Linked DNA regions of Homo sapiens: all the other regions are linked to region 2. Evidence: chromatin loops called from intact Hi-C (ENCODE). Cell type or tissue: PC-9. All regions are shown on one strand. Region 1 has its middle 17 kb from the start of LINC02003. Region 2 overlaps SOX9 (SRY-box transcription factor 9). Region 3 has its middle 71 kb from the start of LINC02003.

The links. A loop is a pair of places that touch in the nucleus more often than their neighbours do. Peaks named below come from ENCODE experiments on the same cell type or tissue, not always from the same donor. Only the 100,000 strongest peaks of a DNase experiment are listed, where the experiment ranks them.
Region 1: a loop joins it to region 2, with 11 times the contacts of the local background. A loop is called at or near these places in 5 of 110 quality-filtered maps.
Region 3: it touches region 2 in a loop (8-fold over the local background); 3 of 110 quality-filtered maps call a loop at or near these places.

What each region holds. Positions count from the first base shown.
Region 1 is chr17:72,355,647-72,363,646 of GRCh38, forward strand. No RefSeq gene overlaps it. Among named protein-coding and RNA genes, the nearest start is that of LINC02003, 17 kb to the left of the region's middle. In PC-9, no CTCF peak of the experiment used is centred here; DNase peaks (open chromatin) are centred at 3,025, 3,815 and 7,185; H3K27ac peaks cover 3,093 bases.
Region 2 is chr17:72,123,215-72,131,214 of GRCh38, forward strand. SOX9 (SRY-box transcription factor 9) reads left to right here. Exons shown (of 3, transcript NM_000346.4): 3 at 329-3,202. The coding sequence ends at 1,173. Among named protein-coding and RNA genes, the nearest start is that of SOX9, 6.2 kb to the left of the region's middle. RefSeq lists an enhancer at 1-504. In PC-9, no CTCF peak of the experiment used is centred here; DNase peaks (open chromatin) are centred at 2,707 and 3,507; H3K4me3 peaks cover 3,082 bases; H3K27ac peaks cover 3,690 bases.
Region 3 is chr17:72,267,538-72,275,537 of GRCh38, forward strand. No RefSeq gene overlaps it. Among named protein-coding and RNA genes, the nearest start is that of LINC02003, 71 kb to the right of the region's middle. In PC-9, no CTCF peak of the experiment used is centred here; DNase peaks (open chromatin) are centred at 3,184 and 5,954; H3K27ac peaks cover 324 bases.

The DNA.
Region 1 (8,000 bases), 230 kb after region 2:
CATGGCAAAAGGGGGAAATAGCTTCCTGAGGCTTCTTTTATAAGGGCACTAATCCCATATACAAGGGTGTCATCCTGATGACCTAATCACCTCCCAAAGGCCCTACCCCCAGTACATCACCTTGGGGTTAGAATTTCAACATATGAATTATGGGAGGACACATCCAGACTATAGCATACTATAAGCCAAACCTTTAAGCTCTATCTTCACTTGTGTGTTTGTGTGCACTGTGTGTATGTGTGTCCCGAAAGAAGACCAGAATAAAGTATACAAGGCTGTTCTAGTGGTTACCCAGAGGAGGAAAGTGAGATGGGTGGTGGGGCAAGAGAGATGGGATTAGTCAACCTATATATACCGATCCTGTTGTTTCTAACCAGAATGTAGTCACATGTCATCTATATGATTTTAGATAACAGTAACAACAACAATAACAATAAACAAAGAAACTGAGTAAACTTAGGCTAGTTCCTGTCATTACTTCAGAATTGTCCCATCTTCTCTAGTCTCCAAATTCTCCTGGGTGGTGCCTGTCAAAAGTTTAGCTTACTATTAAGGAGTGTGTAAGCAAGATTGTTAGCAAATACCATCATAATGCTAAAATTTTTCCATTGAACCTTCAGTTATGGTATCATTTAGGGTCCTGGCAGGAAATAAATGACACACTCAAGTTAGGTGATTCTGAGGTGAGTTAGTAAAGGGGTTATCGTACAAGGTGTGTCATGCAGGACAGTGCCACCCATAGGGCTCCAGTACTGCCCTCGAGGGAGCAGCTGCAAGTGACCACACAGGGGGATAGAATGGGGAGGGGACGGTTGGGCGCAGTGGCTCACGCCTGTACTCCCAGCACTTTGGGAGGCCAAGGCGGGAGATCACCTGAGGTCAGGAGTTCGAGACCAGCCTGGCCAACATGGTGAAACCCCATCTCTACTAAAAATAAAAAATTAGCCAGATGTGGTGGCAGGCACCTGTAGTCCCAGCTACTCGGGAGGTTGAGACAGAAGAATTGCTTGAACCCAGGAGGTGGAGGTGGCAGTGAGCTGAGACTGCCCCATTGCACTCCAGCCTGGGGGACGGAGTGAGACTCTGTTTCAAAAAAAAAAAAAAAAAAAAAAGAATGGGGAGGGGACAGTGTGATGGTTAATACTGAGTGTCAACTTGATCAGACTGAAGAATGCAAAGTACTGTTCCTGGGTGTGTCTGTGAGGGTGTTACCAAAGGAGATTAACATTTGAGTCAGTGGACTAGGAAAGGCAGACCCACACTCAATCTGGGTGGGCACCATGTAATTAGCTGCCAGTGCGGCCAGAATAAAAGCAGGCAGAGGAGCGTGGAAGGACTAGACTAGCTTAGTCTTCTGGCCTTCATCTTTCTCCCGTGCTGGATGCTTCCTGCCCTCAAACATCGAACTCCAAGTTCTTCAGCTTTTGGACTCTTGGACCTTCGACCACAGACTGAAGGCTGCATGCACTGTCGGCTTCCCTACCTTTGAGGTTTTGGGACTCGGACTGGCTTCCTTGCTGCTCAGCTTACAGACAGCCTATTGTGGGACCTCACCTTGTGATCGTCTGAGTCAATACTCCTTAATAAATTCCCGTTCATATCTACATCTGTCCTATTAGTTCTGTCCCTCTAGAGAACCTTAATACAATGAACACCGCAGCCTCACTCTCCTCACTCTCTCCCATCTCCCACCAAAGTTCACCATTTTCCAAAACCAACCAGAAGCCCTAGGGGGCAGGGAGAGTGTTGATGCAGTTCATACAGGTTAGCCTCCTGGAGCACAGAGCAGGGTAGGGCAGAGTAGAGAGGGGCAAGCAGGGAAATCCACACTCACAGCAGCCATTCTAATGAGAAAAACCATGAACAATCACAGCTAGATTTTTGGCTGAAACATTACGCTCCCATTTGGCTATGCGTATGTATTTTGTCTGCGCTCCACTTCATCTCAAACTGGTTTTGTGCTCTTGGGCACCCTCCCACTCCAGTCCTGGGCCCCTAATTTTTTGATCCATAGGATGAGGGTACTGGGTGAATCCAATTATTTCCGAGATTCTTTCCAGCTCTAATGGCCATAACTCTCGAGTCTAGCCCTCTACCTGAGCCTTGAGCCTTTCTATGGTTGGAAACTGCTGGTGACAGGTCATGAGTCTGCAGGGGTCTTTGTGCAGATCCTGCCTCTTCTACTTGGCACAAAGAAGGCAAAACAGGTCTGCAAAAGTGGGCCAGTTCTTAACACTGTCTGTGCCTGGGCTCCCCACTGGAAGAACCCAAGGAAAATAAGTAAAATCTACCCTGTTGAACTGACAGGCGGTATTGCTGATTCATCATCACCAGACAAGAGGCAGGTAAGTGGGGAAATGTAGTAACAGAGCTTTTTTTTTTTCTTTTTTTTTTTAACCTATTTCAGTGCCCTGTTTTCTCCTCTATGCCCTGCTCAGCTACAACTCTGTGAATCAGGATAAAGATAGTTCAATTTCCAGAAGTGTTGCCAACAGCCCCCATTCCTCAACCAAATACTCACATCTGAGAAATGTAATGTGCAATTCACATGCTATTTGCATGCCCTTATCCTAAACAGGAGAATGACCCATTGTCGTTGGACTCTGCCTTTCCAAGTCGTAAGCTCTGAGGTCTCCTTTCTCTCAAATCTGGCCATGCCCTTGAAATCCCAGCATGCTTCTGTCCTCAGAGCATAGGGGCTTTTTGTTGTGACCTTGAACCAACAGTGCACAAAATCTGAGAATTTTGAAGAATACAGAACACAACTTTATGCCAAGAAGAAGCTATAGTTGTGCTCATAAATTCTTCCTCCAAGGCTTAAAGGTCATTCCCTACCATTTTTCTTGCAGACTTTTGGTTTCAATATAAGGTGGGCCTGCTCAAAGGCAAGAATTTTCCTGGGCATTTTTTTCTCAAGCATTGCAGCTGTACTTAGGTGAGGAGCCATAACAATGGGATGTGGAATAGAGCCAATCAGCTGAAGAAATTGATACTGAATAAGGAAATATTTCTTACCAGTGAGAGACTCTCAACAATGAAATCAGTGCCCTAGCAATGCACAGCATTGCAAGAGATTGAGTCACACCATGTTAGGGTCCATGCCAATATGAAACACCCAATTACCCATCCTTTCAGGTATGAGAGTTAAGAAAGACATGCTAGGAGGGTCTCAGTGATTCTTCCTCTGCTTTTGGTTGATTTTAGTTTTCAGGGAGTGATTTGGTTGACCTGTGAATTCTTAGCTTTAAATAAATGCTGGGGACCATAGAGATGAGAGCTGTTCTTCATCTGTGGACCTCCTAAGAGAAAGGAATAGAATTAACATTAATTGAGAATGAATAGACAGCCAAGCAGGATTCTAAGGGTTCTATAAACATTATTGCATTGAATCATCGCAAATATCATGCCCATTTAAAGATGTGGAAATGGAGGCAAAGGAAATGAAGTGTGTTTATCAGGACCACTAACCTGTAGGGCTAATACTTAAACCTGGGTCACTCTGACTTTGGTGGCCTTGGAGGCCCGCCCACATCAACACACCACCTAGGTGAGGATTCAGATAAACTGACTTCAGTCTGGGTTTAATGACTCTTGAGGTCTCAAAATGGCAGTCGTTAGGTTTGTTTCTATTCTGTAGGCTGTGCCGTTCCTCCCAGAGCTGGGTCTGCTTCCCTGCCCTCCTGACTGCCTGCAAGGAGGTCCAGCCACATTGCAGAGGAAGGACTTGCTTATGGAAAGAAATGGAGAGACCCAGCCTCCCTCACCTCCCATTGGTGCCTGATGATTAATACATTTTTTGCTGCCCTTGGAAATGGAAGACAGTGCCAACTGCTTAGTTCTCCTGGCTGGGCCAGCGCAACCTGTATGACAAGGGGGAAGAGCCTTTAAGTGAGGCAGGAGAGGAGCTGGGCTCTGGGCAGAAAAGCTCCCCAAAGCAAGTGTGCTGGGAGGATGCTTTTTGTATTTTAACCAATGTTCACCTCTGTCTCCCCCAGCACAATATTTCCTTGCACTGCTTGGTCTTTCCTCGTCTAGTTAGTGAGGCCCTATTGAATTTGCTGCATTAGAGTGTGGATAACACCCCCAAATCAAAGAAATAGCATAATACACCCTGGTTTTTGAGTTTCAAAGAAGGTTTTTGAAAGGTATTGCAAATACAACAGATTTGGAAGAACATGTGCTGAGGTCTAGTGAAGCGGCCCTTAGATAAAAGCTGAGAGATTCCGTGTTGGGGGAGCAAAGGGAGCCAGGCTCAAAGCAGAGAGTGAGATGATATGCCAAGTACTGAGTCAGGGGTACTACTGAGTACTGAGATGATATGCCAGGTACTGAGTCAGGGGTACTGCTGAGTACTGAGATGATATGCCAGGTACTGAGTCAGGGGTACTACCAGGGTGCTCTGAATAAGTAGACAGGCATGTCCTCTGGTTGGGATCAAAAGACTACTCGGCAGTGCCCAGGGTGAATGAACGGCTGAGGAACCCATAGCAGCCTGTTGGAGGTCTCAGATGAGCCCAGTGCAGACATGTGATGTAGAGAGCACACTGTCCCACTCCGTAATTGCCAGAGCATTGTTAGCCTTCCCTGTTCCCTGAACTTAGAGGCAACACCCATGAAAAGGGTAGGAAGGATCTGAAATGCCCCACTGCAATTGAGTTATCAGATAATATGAGTTCTATTTCTTGCATTTCTGAGTTTGTAAACTGAGGTTCATGCTGGCTCTCTGAGTCAGGCACCTCCCTGAGACAGATCTCTGCCACCCGCTCCCTCTCCACACAGTGCATAGAGTTTGCTCCCTCCCCTCCTCACTGCAAGGCTGCTGGGCACCTGCCCCGTGGGTATCTCTGTCACCCAGAAGACTCCTCTACCCCCCTGCCTACTGCACCCATGCAGGCTTCTGCACAGCCAGACCTGTTCTCTTGGAGTCTTGGACTTTGACCTGCCCCATCAAAGGACAGCAGCCAAGGTGACAAGCCCATCCCAGTTCAGATCCTCTGGCAGAGGTAGATACTGAGGCAAGAGACAGGCTAAAGGGAAAGCATAATATCCTCCAACCCCCCATCTCTGGGAACACTGTATCTGAGGTTTGTTTGGCCACCCAAGATGCTGGGCTCTGCCAGACCAGATAACCATTCCGGTTTGACAGGCACCCACGGCCCCCTGGTATGCGCCTTTGACCCACCAGATAGTTCTGTTTTCCTTTTCCTCTGAGATCCCCCGAGCTTCTGTTCCCCCCTTCTCACCTGGCTGGAGAGATGTCACCCAGCTAACATCTTCTAACCCTACAAGAGGCAAGTTACAGGATGCCCCAACATCATGATTTTTTTTTTTAGCTTTCAAAACCTTGGAAGTACTGCAGGGTGAACCATGGTTTGAGATACCTTGCAGCAGTGTTTCTCTGCCATTTCCCCCTGCAGCACATGTTTGTCTTTCTAAAATATTTCTTTTCCTTTTCTTTTTTTTTTTTTTTTTTTGACGGAATCTCACTCTGTCACCAGGCTGAAGTGCAGTGGCGCGATCTTGGCTCACTGCAACCTCCGCCTCCCGGGTTCAAGCGATTCTCCTGCCTCAGCCTCCCAAGTAGCTGGGACTACAGGCACACGCTACCATGCCCAGCTAATTGTTGTATTTTTAGTAGAGACGGGGTTTCACCATGTTGGCCAGGATAGTCTCGATCTCTTGACCTTGTGATCCGACCGCCTCGGCCTCCCAAACTGCTGGGATTACAGGTGTGAGCCACCACACTCAGCCTACAATATTTCTATTTCTGAGTTTGTAAACTCAGAAATCTGAGTTTAGGGCAACCAGGGCAACCAAATTACTCTCTGAAAACTAAAATCAGCTCAGGTTTGATCTCCTACCATGCACCAGGCTCTGCTGTAGGGAATGGGATCAGGCATAAGCAAGATCTACAGGGTTCCTGCTCTCAGGGAGTGTCCATTCCACCCCGGAAGGGTAGACATGGAGATGCATGGCTCAGATCCTTCAAAAAGGACTTGCTGCCTGACTGAGAGGAGCTTGACTGGCTGACAGCCACTGCACTGGTGTCTTCGAGGTCCTCGTCAGTTTTCAGGCTGAGGTCATGCTGTTCTTGAGGCAGCCCTAGCTAATGACTATGCAAGGTGGTGGCACAAGGGCCAACCCATTTCTACCCACATGGGACTTCTCCAATGGGCAGTCTCTGCTCCAAAGCTCCTGGAGACTGCCCAGGTTGCCTTCACGTTCTGATGGTTCCCCCTGCCCAATCCAGCTCCCTCCTCTTTTCCCTCATAGGTTGCTTATTCCCCCAATAAACCCATAACTCCATCTCTGCATTGGCTTCCTGGAAACCCAACTGGTATGCGGGGGACATACACACCAGCACGAGTGTCGGTAGTGACACATGCTATGGGAAAAGAACAGAGCCCCTGGACAGAGGCTGACTCACTACTAGAAGAGGGCCGGGTTCGCTAGATGTCAGGTGCACCCAGCCTCTGAGAAGGGCATGTGTGAGCTGAGACATGAGGAGGAGGAGCCAGCCATATTCAGAGGAGCCGGGAAAGGGCTCCAGGCAGTGTAGGAAGGAAGACTTGTATTGGAGGTCCATGAAGAAGCAACTGAATAGAGCACAGTGTTGAGAGATGAGAGAGGAAAAGGAGATGAGGCCAACAGGGCCAACAGAGTCTTGGATGTCCAGTTCTCCTCCAAGTGAACTTCGAGAACAGCAACGTGATCTGTGTGCAGCATGATCCCACAGACAAACCCAAATGTGATGAGGCAATAAAACATGGCAATAACATGTCATCGCCAGACTACTCACAGCTGATTAGCAAAAGCAGCTAACCTCATCCTGGCTGTGACCTCCATGAGACAGGCTAGGAGCAATGGGCAACTCTGGCCACTCGGAAAATCATCTTGGACTGCGAGGGAGTGAAAGGGATGTTGCTATGTTAGTACCTGCTCTGATTTGTTTTTAAAAAGTGAATCACTCCCAAACCTCAGGGTGTTATTCATAACCCGTCACTTGTTCTCCTGCGTGATGGTGACACATTTGCATGTCATGACAACCTGGATGAGCACTGCTTCCCTGGAGTAGGGGAGTAGGGGGGGTGGGAATGGGGGGAGGTGGTTGAGATGCCAGAGAGCCTTGCCCTAAATCAGTGGTTCTCAACTGGAGGCGATTTGGTTCCCCAGGGGTATTTGGCAACGTCTGAGGACATTTTTAGTTTTTACACTTGTGAGGCTGGGAATGCTACTGGCATCTAGTGGGTAGAGGTCAAGGGCATGGCTAAACATCCTACAGTGCACAGAACAACCCCTGCCCACAAAGAGTGATTCAGCTCCAAACGTCAACAGTGCTGCAATGAGCTTGAGAAACCCTGCCCTAAATCAAGAGCCAAATTGTTCCTCTCTGAACCAAGGGATGCTCTCAGACAGGGGTCTTTGGATGAGGGCACGCAGCAGAGTTTGATAAATACAACCAGTGGGGGCTTTCTCAGTGCGGTTCTGCAAATTGCAAACACAACATCTAAGTGTTTGCTCTTCCTTTCTTACTGTAGTTTAAATACCAAGAAACATTTCCCTAAAAGAATTTTAACCTCTAAGACTGCAGATGCTCCCACACTGGCATCTTCTAAGACCAGCTGATTGGGCCAACAGGGGTCCAGACCCAACCAGAGACAGGGGGATGGACAAGATGACCGCCCATACCCCCTGCACTTACCCCAAGGAGGTTCTCTCCAGCCAGGCATTTTAATTAATTTTAGTCCCTTTCAAGACCACAGTTATTATTGTAAAAACACCGATAATACTAAACACATGTGGAAAGCACAGCGCCGGCTGCAGCCCTGGAGACCTGGGGACGTGCTAAGTCATATGTCATCTGGGGTGGTGAGAAATCAGCAGGCCCCCTCCCCCTGCCCTCTGAGACCCCAACACCCTTCTCAGTAGGACTGCTCTCCTTCTGTCACCAGCCAAGCCCCCTTCCTAGCTCAGCTTCCCCACCCCTACCAAAACTCAAG
Region 2 (8,000 bases):
GTAAAATGCCCTTAACAGCCTTACAAGACCTCTCCCTTCTTCTCTGCTCCCCCACCCCAAAAGCACACACAGGGCTCTTACACAAGTAGCAATTAGGTCTTCCGGACCCTCCGGGCCCCAGACCCTCCCCTGATAAAAGGGGGCTGTCCAGTGTGTACCGGCGGGTTAATCATTGGGCGACTTATCTCCGGTGCAGCGCGCCTCTTGCGCGGGTGCGGGCCCTTATTACACTTTAGCAGCGAGGGAGGGTCCCCGGAGGGTGCCTAAGACTAGGGCGTCTGCACAGCCCTTGTTGATTTTCTCGTGCTTGTTCTTTTATTGTCCACAGGGCAATCCCAGGGCCCACCGACCCCACCCACCACCCCCAAAACCGACGTGCAGCCGGGCAAGGCTGACCTGAAGCGAGAGGGGCGCCCCTTGCCAGAGGGGGGCAGACAGCCCCCTATCGACTTCCGCGACGTGGACATCGGCGAGCTGAGCAGCGACGTCATCTCCAACATCGAGACCTTCGATGTCAACGAGTTTGACCAGTACCTGCCGCCCAACGGCCACCCGGGGGTGCCGGCCACGCACGGCCAGGTCACCTACACGGGCAGCTACGGCATCAGCAGCACCGCGGCCACCCCGGCGAGCGCGGGCCACGTGTGGATGTCCAAGCAGCAGGCGCCGCCGCCACCCCCGCAGCAGCCCCCACAGGCCCCGCCGGCCCCGCAGGCGCCCCCGCAGCCGCAGGCGGCGCCCCCACAGCAGCCGGCGGCACCCCCGCAGCAGCCACAGGCGCACACGCTGACCACGCTGAGCAGCGAGCCGGGCCAGTCCCAGCGAACGCACATCAAGACGGAGCAGCTGAGCCCCAGCCACTACAGCGAGCAGCAGCAGCACTCGCCCCAACAGATCGCCTACAGCCCCTTCAACCTCCCACACTACAGCCCCTCCTACCCGCCCATCACCCGCTCACAGTACGACTACACCGACCACCAGAACTCCAGCTCCTACTACAGCCACGCGGCAGGCCAGGGCACCGGCCTCTACTCCACCTTCACCTACATGAACCCCGCTCAGCGCCCCATGTACACCCCCATCGCCGACACCTCTGGGGTCCCTTCCATCCCGCAGACCCACAGCCCCCAGCACTGGGAACAACCCGTCTACACACAGCTCACTCGACCTTGAGGAGGCCTCCCACGAAGGGCGAAGATGGCCGAGATGATCCTAAAAATAACCGAAGAAAGAGAGGACCAACCAGAATTCCCTTTGGACATTTGTGTTTTTTTGTTTTTTTATTTTGTTTTGTTTTTTCTTCTTCTTCTTCTTCCTTAAAGACATTTAAGCTAAAGGCAACTCGTACCCAAATTTCCAAGACACAAACATGACCTATCCAAGCGCATTACCCACTTGTGGCCAATCAGTGGCCAGGCCAACCTTGGCTAAATGGAGCAGCGAAATCAACGAGAAACTGGACTTTTTAAACCCTCTTCAGAGCAAGCGTGGAGGATGATGGAGAATCGTGTGATCAGTGTGCTAAATCTCTCTGCCTGTTTGGACTTTGTAATTATTTTTTTAGCAGTAATTAAAGAAAAAAGTCCTCTGTGAGGAATATTCTCTATTTTAAATATTTTTAGTATGTACTGTGTATGATTCATTACCATTTTGAGGGGATTTATACATATTTTTAGATAAAATTAAATGCTCTTATTTTTCCAACAGCTAAACTACTCTTAGTTGAACAGTGTGCCCTAGCTTTTCTTGCAACCAGAGTATTTTTGTACAGATTTGCTTTCTCTTACAAAAAGAAAAAAAAAATCCTGTTGTATTAACATTTAAAAACAGAATTGTGTTATGTGATCAGTTTTGGGGGTTAACTTTGCTTAATTCCTCAGGCTTTGCGATTTAAGGAGGAGCTGCCTTAAAAAAAAATAAAGGCCTTATTTTGCAATTATGGGAGTAAACAATAGTCTAGAGAAGCATTTGGTAAGCTTTATCATATATATATTTTTTAAAGAAGAGAAAAACACCTTGAGCCTTAAAACGGTGCTGCTGGGAAACATTTGCACTCTTTTAGTGCATTTCCTCCTGCCTTTGCTTGTTCACTGCAGTCTTAAGAAAGAGGTAAAAGGCAAGCAAAGGAGATGAAATCTGTTCTGGGAATGTTTCAGCAGCCAATAAGTGCCCGAGCACACTGCCCCCGGTTGCCTGCCTGGGCCCCATGTGGAAGGCAGATGCCTGCTCGCTCTGTCACCTGTGCCTCTCAGAACACCAGCAGTTAACCTTCAAGACATTCCACTTGCTAAAATTATTTATTTTGTAAGGAGAGGTTTTAATTAAAACAAAAAAAAATTCTTTTTTTTTTTTTTTTCCAATTTTACCTTCTTTAAAATAGGTTGTTGGAGCTTTCCTCAAAGGGTATGGTCATCTGTTGTTAAATTATGTTCTTAACTGTAACCAGTTTTTTTTTATTTATCTCTTTAATCTTTTTTTATTATTAAAAGCAAGTTTCTTTGTATTCCTCACCCTAGATTTGTATAAATGCCTTTTTGTCCATCCCTTTTTTCTTTGTTGTTTTTGTTGAAAACAAACTGGAAACTTGTTTCTTTTTTTGTATAAATGAGAGATTGCAAATGTAGTGTATCACTGAGTCATTTGCAGTGTTTTCTGCCACAGACCTTTGGGCTGCCTTATATTGTGTGTGTGTGTGGGTGTGTGTGTGTTTTGACACAAAAACAATGCAAGCATGTGTCATCCATATTTCTCTGCATCTTCTCTTGGAGTGAGGGAGGCTACCTGGAGGGGATCAGCCCACTGACAGACCTTAATCTTAATTACTGCTGTGGCTAGAGAGTTTGAGGATTGCTTTTTAAAAAAGACAGCAAACTTTTTTTTTTATTTAAAAAAAGATATATTAACAGTTTTAGAAGTCAGTAGAATAAAATCTTAAAGCACTCATAATATGGCATCCTTCAATTTCTGTATAAAAGCAGATCTTTTTAAAAAGATACTTCTGTAACTTAAGAAACCTGGCATTTAAATCATATTTTGTCTTTAGGTAAAAGCTTTGGTTTGTGTTCGTGTTTTGTTTGTTTCACTTGTTTCCCTCCCAGCCCCAAACCTTTTGTTCTCTCCGTGAAACTTACCTTTCCCTTTTTCTTTCTCTTTTTTTTTTTTGTATATTATTGTTTACAATAAATATACATTGCATTAAAAAGAAAGTGGCCCTGTGGATTTATTCACCCAGTTCTCCTGTTGGATGATTTGGCAAATTTGAGCACAAAAGACATTGTGGAGTGCTGATTGCTGTGATGTTTTTGTTTTTTATCAGCACCTTTGGCAATCCTAGAAAACAAGCTGAGGAAAAGACTGTATCTCCAAAAATCTAGGCAGAAAAATCTTGAAAAGTGCCACTCCAATAGATCACACAGAAAATTACATGTCAGTAGTTGCTCACTCTGGCAAAAATGTTTGTTGTGGTTTTCATGACCTCATGCTTCAGGGCAAAAGCTGTCCCTTGTGGAGGTCACAGGGAATATTAGACCTGAAATCAGGAGCTTGTCAGTAGACAGAATGCCAGAGGGGTGACTTGCTTATCTGGTTTTAATATGGCAAACTTTCCGTTCCTATGAACACATACCCAAGAAATGGAGTATCCACTTAAAAAGCAAAGGAAGCCAGAGAAAATCAGTGTCTACAGGGAACCAGAGAGAAGCCTGTCGTATTAACCCATTAAATGATTCAGAGCCTTCCAGATTTCTCTGTAGAGACAATGAAAGGGGATGATTTTTCTGCTCCCTCCAGTTTAACTCATTCTAAGCAGACGCAAAGCCATTGTAGAAGAAACAAGACCTAATCCTGTTTTCCTTGGCCCCAGTTAGATGGGGAGTTTCCAGGTTCAGAGAAACGTTCAGGTCATTTTTCATTAAATAGATGAAATCACTCCTTCCCTCACATGGGCACACCTCCCCATCCCCACTCCCACACCCCAGATGATTGGAGAAGTGTCTCTAAAGAGTCAGTCACCTTCACCCTCTCAGGCTAGTTTTACTACTGGGCCTGTGTCTCTGGCAGTCTTAACCAGAGTCCAACCTCTCTGGCATTACCTCACATTGTCTGTTTCTGCTTATTGGATTCCTGGCTGACATCCCACACCAGGAACATGGCAACCAGGAAAATGGTAGTTATCAAATCGAGGCAACATTAGTACTCGGCCTCCTTTGCAAATTCCTTCGACAAACATTGATTGAGGGCCTGTGATCTGCGGGGGACTGTGCAAATCCTTCCCTACCCCTTCAGACATCAAATTCTGTTCCTTGTTTGTGACATAGCCTTCCATGCGCTGAGGCCCTCCCTTCTTACAAAATCTCTATTTTTTTTTTCTCTTGCCAACACTCACAAAGTCCTTTTTAAAAGTCTCTGTGGTGTTCACTAATTCTTGCCTACCTTATTCGTTCTAATCCCTTTGTCTATTAAAATCAACACACACCATTCCACTGCGACTACCCCCTTCCCTAGCAAATCTGTATGTTTGCTAGACTGTTCTCCCTTCCAGAAATATGCTCTTTTTCCCAGTATGTGGCCTTTGCCAGGACTTCTTGAAGCCAAAATATTCTGTTCGGACATAAACTTGTGAAGGGAACTGAAGCAAGTTGTTTTGCTTTCCCGTGCCTCACTTTCCCCTTTTGCTGAGTATGTTTATAATTCCTCCTACATAGAGCAGGGTTGTTAATAGAGGAGATTTTAGCCAGAGCAATCTGGGAGTTGACTGCATTGGAGTCTCCTGGTCTGTACAGCAGTCCCCCTGCATTAGAATTCCTGGGAGTAATAGCCAGGAAAAAGAGTTTCATAAGCTCCCCAAGTGGCTCTGATACACAGTAAAATGCAAGAGACACAGGAGTGCTGGGAGAGAATTCCTCAGAATCCCGCTCACCCCCATATCTATCAGATCTAGTCAAAGCCCAATATCACCAGATTATAAAATATTTTGGAGGAATTTTTAGTCTAACACCAGAAGCACAGAGCTTATCACCCTGGCAACAGCAACACATTGACTGGAAACCTAGGAGAGTCCTCCACACCGGAAAGAGTTTGTATGTAGATCCAGGGTTATTTGTTTGTTTGCACTTAAAATAAAACCTTTTCTTTTCTAACCATTTTAACAAAACTGAAATTTTTAGCAAAAGGGAATAAAAATAAACTCATTTAAGAATCGGTCTTTTGCTCTATTATTAAATTAGAGCCATGGGGATTCACTGGAGCTGTTTGACTTTCCCACTTCAGCTCCATCCCATCCCTTTCCTTCCCTGATTTCCAAAATGAACGTTTGTGAGGCAGCATGGTGGCACGTTTATATTAAAGTAATCGATGAACTATCACTACAGCCAGAGATGGATTTACTATGAAGCAAACAAAGCTCAAGCTTCAGCACCTCTCAAAAGCACAGGCTCCTTTTAAGGCTCTGGACTTATTCTTGAATTTTTAAAATTTAAATTCTTTTTCTTAAAGAACTTCGCCTCAAAAAAAAAAAAAAAAAAACCATAAACTTCATGCCACACAAAAGCTGGATCTGCCCCTGATCACACCTATTGGCCAGTAAACTGAAGCATTAGAGGCTGCCATAGAAGATAGCAGAATACATTTCTTTCTGTTCTCAACAGTGCCTGAAACATAGTAGGTGCTAAACAAATATCTACCTTCCATCGTATCCATGAACGTGACGGTATTGCCAAAGAACACACTGGAATCTCTGCAATAACACTCTACCACTTGTCCTTACACAGTTTCTCATCCCTCTGAGAGTCAAATGAATTTTTGCTTCTCAAATGACATTCACTTACGGGCATAAGACAGGTTTCTTGCACACAAGAAATGCAATGACCTGCCCTCCTATTCTTTCCCTTTCCTCTTCCTGCTCATTCCTTTTTTTCTTTTCTTTGCCATCTCTCCTCTGCATTTTCTCAGTCTCCCCTTGACTCTGACAGCTGAAAACTTTGCTGGGCCCTGATTGAGCTTTTCCTCTTTTATCAAGCACAGACTAGAACTATTTTACTCCGAATTTCTGGAGAATCGTTCTTTTTTGACCAGATACAACATGGGCCAGGTAATCTCAGAAAACAACCAGGCTAAATTTGGGGCAATAGTTCCTTGAAGCTATTGTTAGACATGTCCCTTGAGCATTCAGGATTTTATATGGAGGTTCATCTGATCACCATTATTTCCCACTGTCATATTCCACTCTAGAATTATTCCCACTCCTCATTCTTGCCATAAATATTTGATTAGGACGCAACCATGAACAAGAAAGACTGCCTCATGGAGCTTACATTTTCATGAAGAGGAGGCGGGCGCAAATAAATAGTACTTCCTGGTCTTTCCTTGTTTGCATGCCATAGGGGAAAAAATGCAACTCATTAGAGCCAACTGGGAGAACAGGCACAGGGAAGGAGGAGTTGATGGATTTGGAAATGGTTTTGGTGAGAACATGCTGAGTTCATTTTTCCTCTCCTGATCTTCATCTCTTTTTCAGTGATATAAAATTGACTCCATTTACATAAAGGGAACCCACTCTATTTTTACCTTAGCCACTCCCTCCTGCCCCTCTGCCCCACCCCCCAGTAACCCTCTATTAGTCTCTCTACCTCTTAATGAACCATGGATTCATGGATCTCACAATCCTCTTTATAGCAGAGATCCCAAGAGAAAAATCCAGTCCCTAGTATCCAAAGGGCCTTTTGATCTCTACAGATTTGGTTAATGTACCCTGCAGATATGAGGAAGGAATCAGAAATGAGGAAGGTATAAAGAAAGGTCTTTTAATTTATTTGTGTTTGCATTGCAAAAATCTCTTATACATTATCTCAGCTATTGAATACTCCTCCATTGCCTCCAGAATACCTGCATGGATTGAGAGCTCACATCCACCATGGAGATCTTTAATTGTGGAAAAATCTTACCTCTGCAGTTTCCACGCGATGGTCCAAGGTGGCCCACCTCCACAGCAGAACAGTGTGTCTTATCTTTCTTCCAAGTGACAGCCTTTCAACTATGTGTGCAGTTTTAAAGTTTTCTTTTACTCTTCCCAATCTAAACACTTCCAATACATTTTACATGTGATAGGGTTCCAAAACCCTTTTATATTTGACAGTCTTCTTTGAATGTACTTCACTTACTAGTATTCTCAAATGAGTGCACTCAGATTTTTTTCCAGGACTCCAAATACTTGGCTAACACGGAAGACAAATAGACTCATCATTCTTGTCATCAGAAATCATATTTCTATTAATTTACATTAAAATCATATTAGCTCTTGTAGCAGCCAAGTCACCCAGTTATGTTACGTTAAGTAATTTCTTACCTATCCTGTAATTGTGCAATTGATTTTTCAACCCAAGTTTTACATATCCTCCTGTTTTGACTGGCGTATGACTTATACAGGCCCAACGGAAGAAAAAAAAATGGCAAAGGGATTTGCATTATTGAGCCCTTACTTTCGCAGTCACTGTGACAGATGTTTTATATACATGATCTCACGTAATCTATTTAACAACCCTTTGAGACAGGTATTCTTATTACAGCTTTATGAAGAAGGAAACTGAGGCTGAGAGATTAAGCAATTGACCTAAGGTTATGTGACTGGTAAATGGCATAGGCAACTACCAGAGGCTCCCCCCATCCTCTCAGTTTTCAAAAGAAAATTAGAAATAGAGTTCATAACGGGAAAGAAATAATAAATGGAGAAAGACAATTCTTATGTGGTAAATTATGCTACAGGAACCTCTTCAAAGCAAAATCTGACCATATGACCCCCTGTTCAAAACCTCTCAATGGCTACCTATCCTTGGAATAAAATCCAAATTCCTTACCATAGGATTCAACTGCCTTACTCCAGGAGTTGGTAAACCGCAGCCCACGTACCAAATCTGGCCCACCTCCTATTGTTGCAGATAAAGTTTTATTGGAACAAAGTCATGCTCATTAGTACAGATTGTCTATGTGCTTTTCTGTTCCATGGC
Region 3 (8,000 bases), 140 kb after region 2:
TCACATGCACCTGCATTTTCTATGACCTGTCTCTGGAGACGTGCAGGATGAGGTTTGAGCCAACTCTCTGGGCCTCCTGGAAGTGAATCTATGGGCTCAGAAATGACCCCAGTGCTAAGTGAGTAGCTCTGTAATTACTGTGTCCCACAAAGCATTTCCTGTCTGCTGTGTCCCTGCACTGCATATGGTGTCAGATGAGGGACACAGGGCCAGTAAAGCCAAGCTCAGTTACTCCTCAAGTGGCCTCTTGGCACTGCTGTGTGGTCTGCATCCAAGTCCAGATCATCCACCATACAGGCTCATGCCCTTTGTCCCAACAGTGGTAGAATGAGGAAGCAGGTGGATCTGCACAATTTCACCTCGTAGGAGGCAGAAAGGGTGGCAGGAAAGGCCTCAAGAGCAATGGCCAGTGGCTGATGAATTCTTAGTGGCCTTTGTCAGAGACTGCTGACACCATAAGGAGCCCCGCAGAAGTGCTGAAGGGTAGTCATCAATCAGTAGGCTCTGAGATCAGACAAAACTGGATGTAAATCCCAATTTGGCCTTTTACAAGGTATGGCCCCCTGGCAAGTTGTTCAATCTCTCTACACTGCAGTTTCCTTGCCTGTGAAATGGGGATCCTATTAGTAGCTACTTTTGTATCATTCAGGGTTTAGGTAGGAACAGATGGCACCCTTATATTGAGTAACTTCAGGAGAGTTTAATAAAGGAACTACTTACAAATGAGTGGGCAAGATGTCGAGAAGTAGAAGGGAACAGTGCAGTACCCTAGGACCAGAAACAGTGGGGACTATCATTATCCAGGCCTGAAGGGACAAGATCTTAGAGGAAGAATGATGCAGCTCCACAGTAGCTGTGAACTCTGGCGAGATGCAGCCAGCACAAGGTCTTCCTGAAAGATGGGGTTCGGGGAATGAAATATCCTTACCTCACTTTCCTCCCCTCACTGTCATTGGCTGAGCCCCACTGGAAGCCCAGGGGCAACGCAGCCTCTAGATAGTGTCCTGACAGCCCAGCTTCCTGGGACACAGAGCAGGGGAAAATGCGCTTGCTTGGCTAGCCCACTAGAATCCCAGAGCATCTGGGGTCTGGCTGGCTTACGCTCTTGATTTCAACCTAATGATGCTTGCATCTTGCACTGAAGTGCTCTTTTGGAAGGGCTTACCTCGAAATGACCCTCTGGGCAATCGTAACTCCCTCCAGATCATTCAGCAGCTGCCCTAACCCAGGATTCTAATTCTTCTGAAAAAGAGAAATCACTCCACCAGGATCAAACTTTCCCTTCAGATCCCCCTGAATGCCCAGTACTAACCCAGGACCCAGCAATGTGTTTAATTAATCTTCCGAGATCATGAATCTCTTCTGGGCCCAGAGTGTTTTATTTGGAAACTTGATTTAATTACATTTTACTTTGACTTTCTCAGGGACATCCATGAACCATCCATGAAATTCCCCAGAGGATACTGTTTGTTATTATCAGCTCCCTCTACTCTTGGCCTCCACTACTACTGGCAGTCTATAAACTACACTGCACCTGGCTGTAAACCACCACCCACTTTATCCCCAGAAGGAAAAACAGCAATGGATTGCAAAAATCTTGGCGTCATTTGCAAACCCCCTGTAGCGCTTATTCATATTCAAATCATTTCATCCAGAGCTCATCTAATGGGCAAAATAGAGGAGATGAAACAATTCGCATTAGGGTCAACCTCAGAGACCACCAGAACCAGTAATCCCCAGGGAGAGTCACCAACACATCTGACCAGGTAAGACTGCCCAACCTCCAGACGGCCTACTAGCTTCTTCAACAAGTGAACAAGCAGCTCTTCTCCTGGGAGCATCTGGGCTGAGTTTATCAGCAACTGGTGTTTTAATGCACTGGTGAAAAGTGCAATTTGAACATAAGAGAGCCACAATTTGGTCTCAGGAGCAAATTCAAACATAAGCATGCATGCTTTAAATGGATGCTCAAGCTTCAGGATGCCTTGCATGTCAGACCTGGCCTTATAAACATTTCTATAAACCTGAGCTTTATGATCAGTTTCCCCAGTTCTTTTCTTAAACAAACACCAAAGGTACCCCTTAGTACTTCTCCCCTGGCTTTTGACCTTTCGGGACACCAAGTTGTGGCTAGGACCCGAAGCCACAGAGGCAGTACCAGAGTGGTTCCTCCCAGGAACCATGGAGGCTTTCTCGGCCTCAGTTTCCACATTTGTATAATTGAGTCAATAAGATGGTCTATCTCATAAAGAAGCTGTGAGGAGTGAGCAAGAGAATTTACACAACATGGAGTCCAACAGACAGTAACACTCAATAAATAATAAAAACAGGCTGGGTGCAATGGCTCAGGCTTGTAATCCCAGCATTCTGGGAGGCTGAGGTGGGCGGATCACCTGAGGTCAGGAGTTCAAGACCAGCCTGGCTAACATGGTGAAACCCCATCTTTACTAAAATTACAAAAATTAGCCGGGCATGGTGGCATGCGCATGTAATCCCAGGTACTCAGGAGGCTGAGGCAGGAGAATCGCTTGAACCCAGGAGGCGGAGGTTGCAGTGAGTCGAGATTGCGCCATTGCACTCCAGCCTGGGCAACAAGAGCGAAACTCTGTCTCAAAAAAACAAAACAAAACAAAACAAAACAAAAACAAAAAGGAAAACCTGTCCCCCGACCCTGATACCCTCTCTTTTTCCTTCTATCCCTAAAGCTAATTAAAGTAACGTGTTAAACACTAGAGAGGTCTGTTTACAGGCAGTAATGAGAAACCCACAATCATGGAGGTATTTTAAGTGAAATAGGCCATTTCATCTCATTGATGGAGATGCAGGAAAGGGTGGAGCTGTTGGGGAGGGTGGATATGCATAGGCCAGTTTGATCTGGGGGCTTGAATCAGAGGGAAGGCATTAAGAGCCATTTTAGTAGCTATAGGCGGATCAGATGAGATTCAGCTCAACACCTCTTAACTAGGGAGATGCTGACTCAGTTGATGAAAACTGGAAAAACTGAATAGGAAAAAATGAATCCCATCGGGCTGCCTCCTTCTGCACGTTGGCTGCAAGGCTAAATGCATCACAGGCTTCCAATAAATATGAACTAATCATCAAATTTAAGAGCGAGGAAATCATTGTTCTCCCCAGCCTGGCCGTTTGCCCAGCTGCTGCTCAGAGGGTGATGAGTTGCTTTTTATCTGACAGTGGATCTCCCCTTTGCCCAGAGAAACTATTAGGAACCCAACCAGCTGGAAGACTTTCTCAGCAGTGTTTGCTTGGACTGTGTTCCTCCTTTTCCAGTACAATCCTCACACCGCACCCTAGGGAATCTCACCCTTGACATTTTTTTTTTTAAATAAGCAACTTGATTTGCTCCAATTTCCCTAAGGATCAAAGTAGAAAAGAGTTCACTTTTGGCTTCCAGGACCATAGTGCCAGGAATGGAGTTATATTAAAATCGGTTAGAGCCTAGGAAGGACCAGAGGAGAAGGTTTTCCCTCTTCTTTATCCCCTCTCCCCACAAAAGAACAAGTGCCACTAGTTCCTTAAGTGAGGAGCATCCTGGGAGTTCCATGTTGACTCAAACCTGGAGTCAGAAGGTCCTGGGCCACCTACAATGGATTTATTCCCTCTGCATTCAGTATCCCCACAGTCTTCTTCTGGTTAGTTCCTGCTTCCTCTTCCTGTTGAGTTGCTCCCTGAATGTCAAAAACGGGGTTTATTATCAGAGCTGGCAAAGAAGTCGAGTGTCTCAAAAAATAGGGGTCAAAATGCTTTTTAAAGGTAATTATAGAAACTCTTTGTTTCTTAGCTGTCTCTGCGCCATAGATGCTTCCAAAATATGAAAAATAGGCCAGGCGTGGTGGCTCATGCCTATAATCCCAGCACTTTGGGAGGCCGAGGTGGGAAGATCACTTGAGCCCAGGAGTTCAAGAACAGCCTGGGCAAAATAGTGAGACTCCATCTCTATAAAAATAAATAAATAAATAGTCAGGCATAGTGGCGCACTCCTGTCGTCTCAGCTACTCAGGAGGCTGAGGTGGGAAGGATTGCTTGAGCCTGGGAGTTCAAGGCTGCAGTGAGCTCCGATGGTGGCACTGCCCTCAAGATGCTGTCTCCAAAAAAAAAAAAAAGAAAGAAAAATGAAGAATTCCTGACAAAAGCATTTTATTTCTAAAGAAAAAATATGACCTAAGCAATTTTAAAGACCAGGAGAAAGGGTATCCACATATCCCAAATATGCTAAGTAAATCTCAAAAGAAGAGATTGAGGCCAAAGATCTTTTTTGCTTACTCAGATTTTTCCCTAGGCCCAGTTCACTTTTTGTTTGTTCTAAGCTATGGGGACACTCAATTCCAAGCCAACCAAAGGCAGAAAAATCTCAGTAACAGAAACATTTGAAGAAATAGAGCACTTTACAGAGAAATCATCAAGAATTTCCTTTGACAATTTCACCAAATATAATTAAAATTCACCAACTTCAAACTTTTCCTATACACATGGATTTCTGGCACCTGTCTATTGTAAATGTAAGACACACATCTACAGAAGTTGTAACTTTTCTGGCGTTTTATCTTTGGAAAAGAATACCCTGTCTTGATTATACTCAATAAGAGAATTAAGTTTATATTTCAGGCCGGGCGTGGTGGCTCATGCCTCTAATCCTAGCACTTCAGGAGGCCAAGGCAGGCAGATCTCTTGAGCTCAGTTCTAGACCAACCTGGGCAACATGGCAAAACCCCATCTCTACCAAAAATACAAAAAATTAGCAGAGCATGGTGGTGCATGCCTGTGGTCCCAGGAACTCAAGAGGTTGAGGTAGGAGGATCCCTTGAGCCTGGGAAGTTGAAGTTGCAGTGAGCCAAGATCATGCCACTGCACTCCAGCCTAGGTGACAGAGCGAGACCCTGTCTGAAAAAAAAAAAAAAAAAAAAGTTTATATTTCACAAACGTATTACTAGTCCAGAGAGACTGTGAAGAAGTGCAGAGTGGAGAACTTGACTAGTGGAGAACTGACTCCATCAGATTCCACCAGCGTTACCTTCTGGATTCCCTTCCTAATTCCCATCTTGGTGTGGCTCACAGAACTCTGACAAGTGAGATTCTGATCCTGCTTAAAGGCTGCCTGTCCTTCTTTAGGAGAGCTCCAGAAATCCCTGTATGGGTATTCACTGGGCCAATCTTTCTGCATGTAGGTAAGTTTGATGCCTCAAGTGTGCAGCCTAGAAGTCCAAGTTAGAAAAGCAATACAATAAAATAGCCAGGAGAATCCAAGACCTCCATTGCTCTCTATATAGGCTTTTGAAGGTCTCCAGCATCAACCCCCAGAGGAGATAAGAGGCAAGGATGTCTTCTGCATCTGCTCTGGGTCTCCCTGGAGGAAGCTTATTTTAGTTTTTCAAGGCCCTACTTGGTGTGTGACTATCAGGCACTAGGTAGACAATGATTCAAATTCAGGCAAGCAAACAAAAGAAAACTTGGGTGTCACTGGATACGACAATTATCAAGAGAATCTGGGACGGGCAGATGAAATCTGAATGGAGAAGGTAGACATTCAAGTTAAAGTCACAACCAGCATCCCCCATCCAGTTTACACACACACACACACACACACACACACACACACACACACGTAGCTCCCTTCTCCCCTTAGCAACATAATCAGTCACATTCAACATGAATTATCAATGACATCATGTAGTTATCAATAAAACTCAAGGACCCCAGCATGCCTTCAGCTGACACCTCCCTGAGTTTTCACTGATGAATTCAGAGCCAAATATGTACAAAGGTAAGAAATCTCCAAAAAGGAATCACTTAACCCAGCTCAGCTGTTCTTTACCTTAGGCTAGTGTTGAGAGGAAAGAAAAAAAAAGAAGAAAGGAAGCGATCCCATAATATCCATCCTCAGGCCTCTGAGCCAGTTTACCTAAACGTTGCCATGGCAATGTGTATATAAGTCAGTCTTCACTCTGAACCACAATCTCTGACTTGACAGAGAACACCCATTTGGGTTCCAAAGTCAGGCAATAGCCAGGCAGTGCAACAGCACGTTTTTGTTCAGGTTGAAACCTGATATTCCTTGCTGGCTACAGGAAATCTTGAGGATTTTTTTTTGGTTTTTGGTTATTCTTCTCTCTGTATCCATATTCCTCTGTTCATCTCTCCCTTACTTTTGTGGGGAGCGAGGATAAAGAAGAGGGAAAACCTTGAGGAGAAGCCTGAGGGGAAAGTAAGAGCTAGCCACACCCAGCCTGGCCCTCTGAGTTAGCCAGGAGCAGAGGGAAGAGGGAGGCTTGTCCGGGCACATGCTTCTGGGTCCTCCCTGCTTTATGAAGCTGAAATGCAGAGCGTCAGAGCTGGAGGGAAGCTCAGGCGAGAACCTGAAATCCCGGGGATGGGAAGTGACTTGCGCAAGGTCACCCAACAAATGAGCAAAAGACTCAGGACAGATTCAGTCTCTTGATTCCCAGTCCAAGGCTTTTCTACAGAAATGACCGTGGACCCTCCCAGGGTTGCCTATGAAACTAACATACTTCTCACGGGAAGCACTGTGCCTGTCCCGACCAGGAGGGGCTCAATGGATGTGTGATGAATGAATGAATGCAATATCAGGGAATCAACAACTCTTTCCTTTCAGAGTTTCCGGATTCCAAAGTATATCCACATCAACAAAATAACCAATAGCAAAGGCTGCATCTCCAAGAGCCTAGCTTCTCCCAGGTCCCCAGATCTATCCACCTCTGCTGAGATTAAGAACTAGCAGGGCCCTCTCCAAGGAGTCACTCCGCTGCCCATTACTAGAATTTTTATCAAGTAGCTGACAAACCAAATTATAAGCCGAGTGTGTGTCCTTTGTGTGGGAGGATGGTGGGGGCAGGGTGAGGAGGGAAGCTGTTCACGTATTTTTTGAGTAAAGGTTGCAAATGCACCTCTTATACATCCTGCCTCCCCGTGGACCATGAAGATTTTGGACCATGAAGGTTCATTTGTAAGAGCGTCTTCTTGGATCAGCAGTGTCTTCTGTGGCTCCAGAATAGAGCCAGGTTAATTAGAACCTAACGGGGACTGAACCAATGGCATGCCCTTATCTTAAATGAAGTCAGTTAAATTACTATGCAATTGCATGCCCCATCACACACACACACACACACACACAGCCCGATGGCACCCCCAACAAGACTGCTCATCTTTAAACAGAAAAGCAATTGGAAGAAATGTGTAGGTTCTGCAGAGAGAGAAGCTGCATTTAGAAACAAAATCACCTTCTCTGGATAAGCTTGCTGCATCCTGAGCTTTTGTAGCCAAGCCCTGCTGGCTGGCAGCTTGGTTTGTCTCCTTAGTGAGAACCGTGATGCATTGGGCTGGCTCTTGGCTTCTAGTCCTACTTGTAATTTGAAGCAAGGGTAGATGGCTGGGGTCAGACAGCAAGGAGCCTGCAGGCTTAGAGGGGAGCCTCCTTGCTTGAACAGACAACACAGGGTGTCCAGGTAGGAGGCCTATAGCTCTGCAGTGCCCTGCCTCCTAAACTGATCCTTCTGAAAGTCTAGGAGAGGGGAGAATTCAAGATTGGCCTTAGGAACTCTCTAGGGCAGAGACACATAAATGCTCAATGGCTTGATCTTCCCAGGACAACGGGAGATGTCTTATTTAAGTACCAGGGATAAGACAGATGCTGCTGTCACTTCTTGAGAATCTTGAGGGAAAAACAAGTACAGCACTTGGCCCATGATAGGTACTCCATAAACATTTGTTGATTTAAACCAAATGTATTAGTCAGGGTTCTCCAGAGGGACAGAACTAATAGGATCTATGTCTATATAAAAGGGAGTTTATTAGGGAGAATTGGCCCACATGATCACAAGGTAAAGTCCCATGATAGGCCATATGAAAGCTGGGGAAGAGAAAAGCCAGTAGTGGCTCAGTCCAAGTTGGAAACCTTCAAAACCAGGGAAGCTGACAGTGCAGACTTCAGACTGTGATGGAAGGGCCAAGAGCCCCTGGCAAGCCAC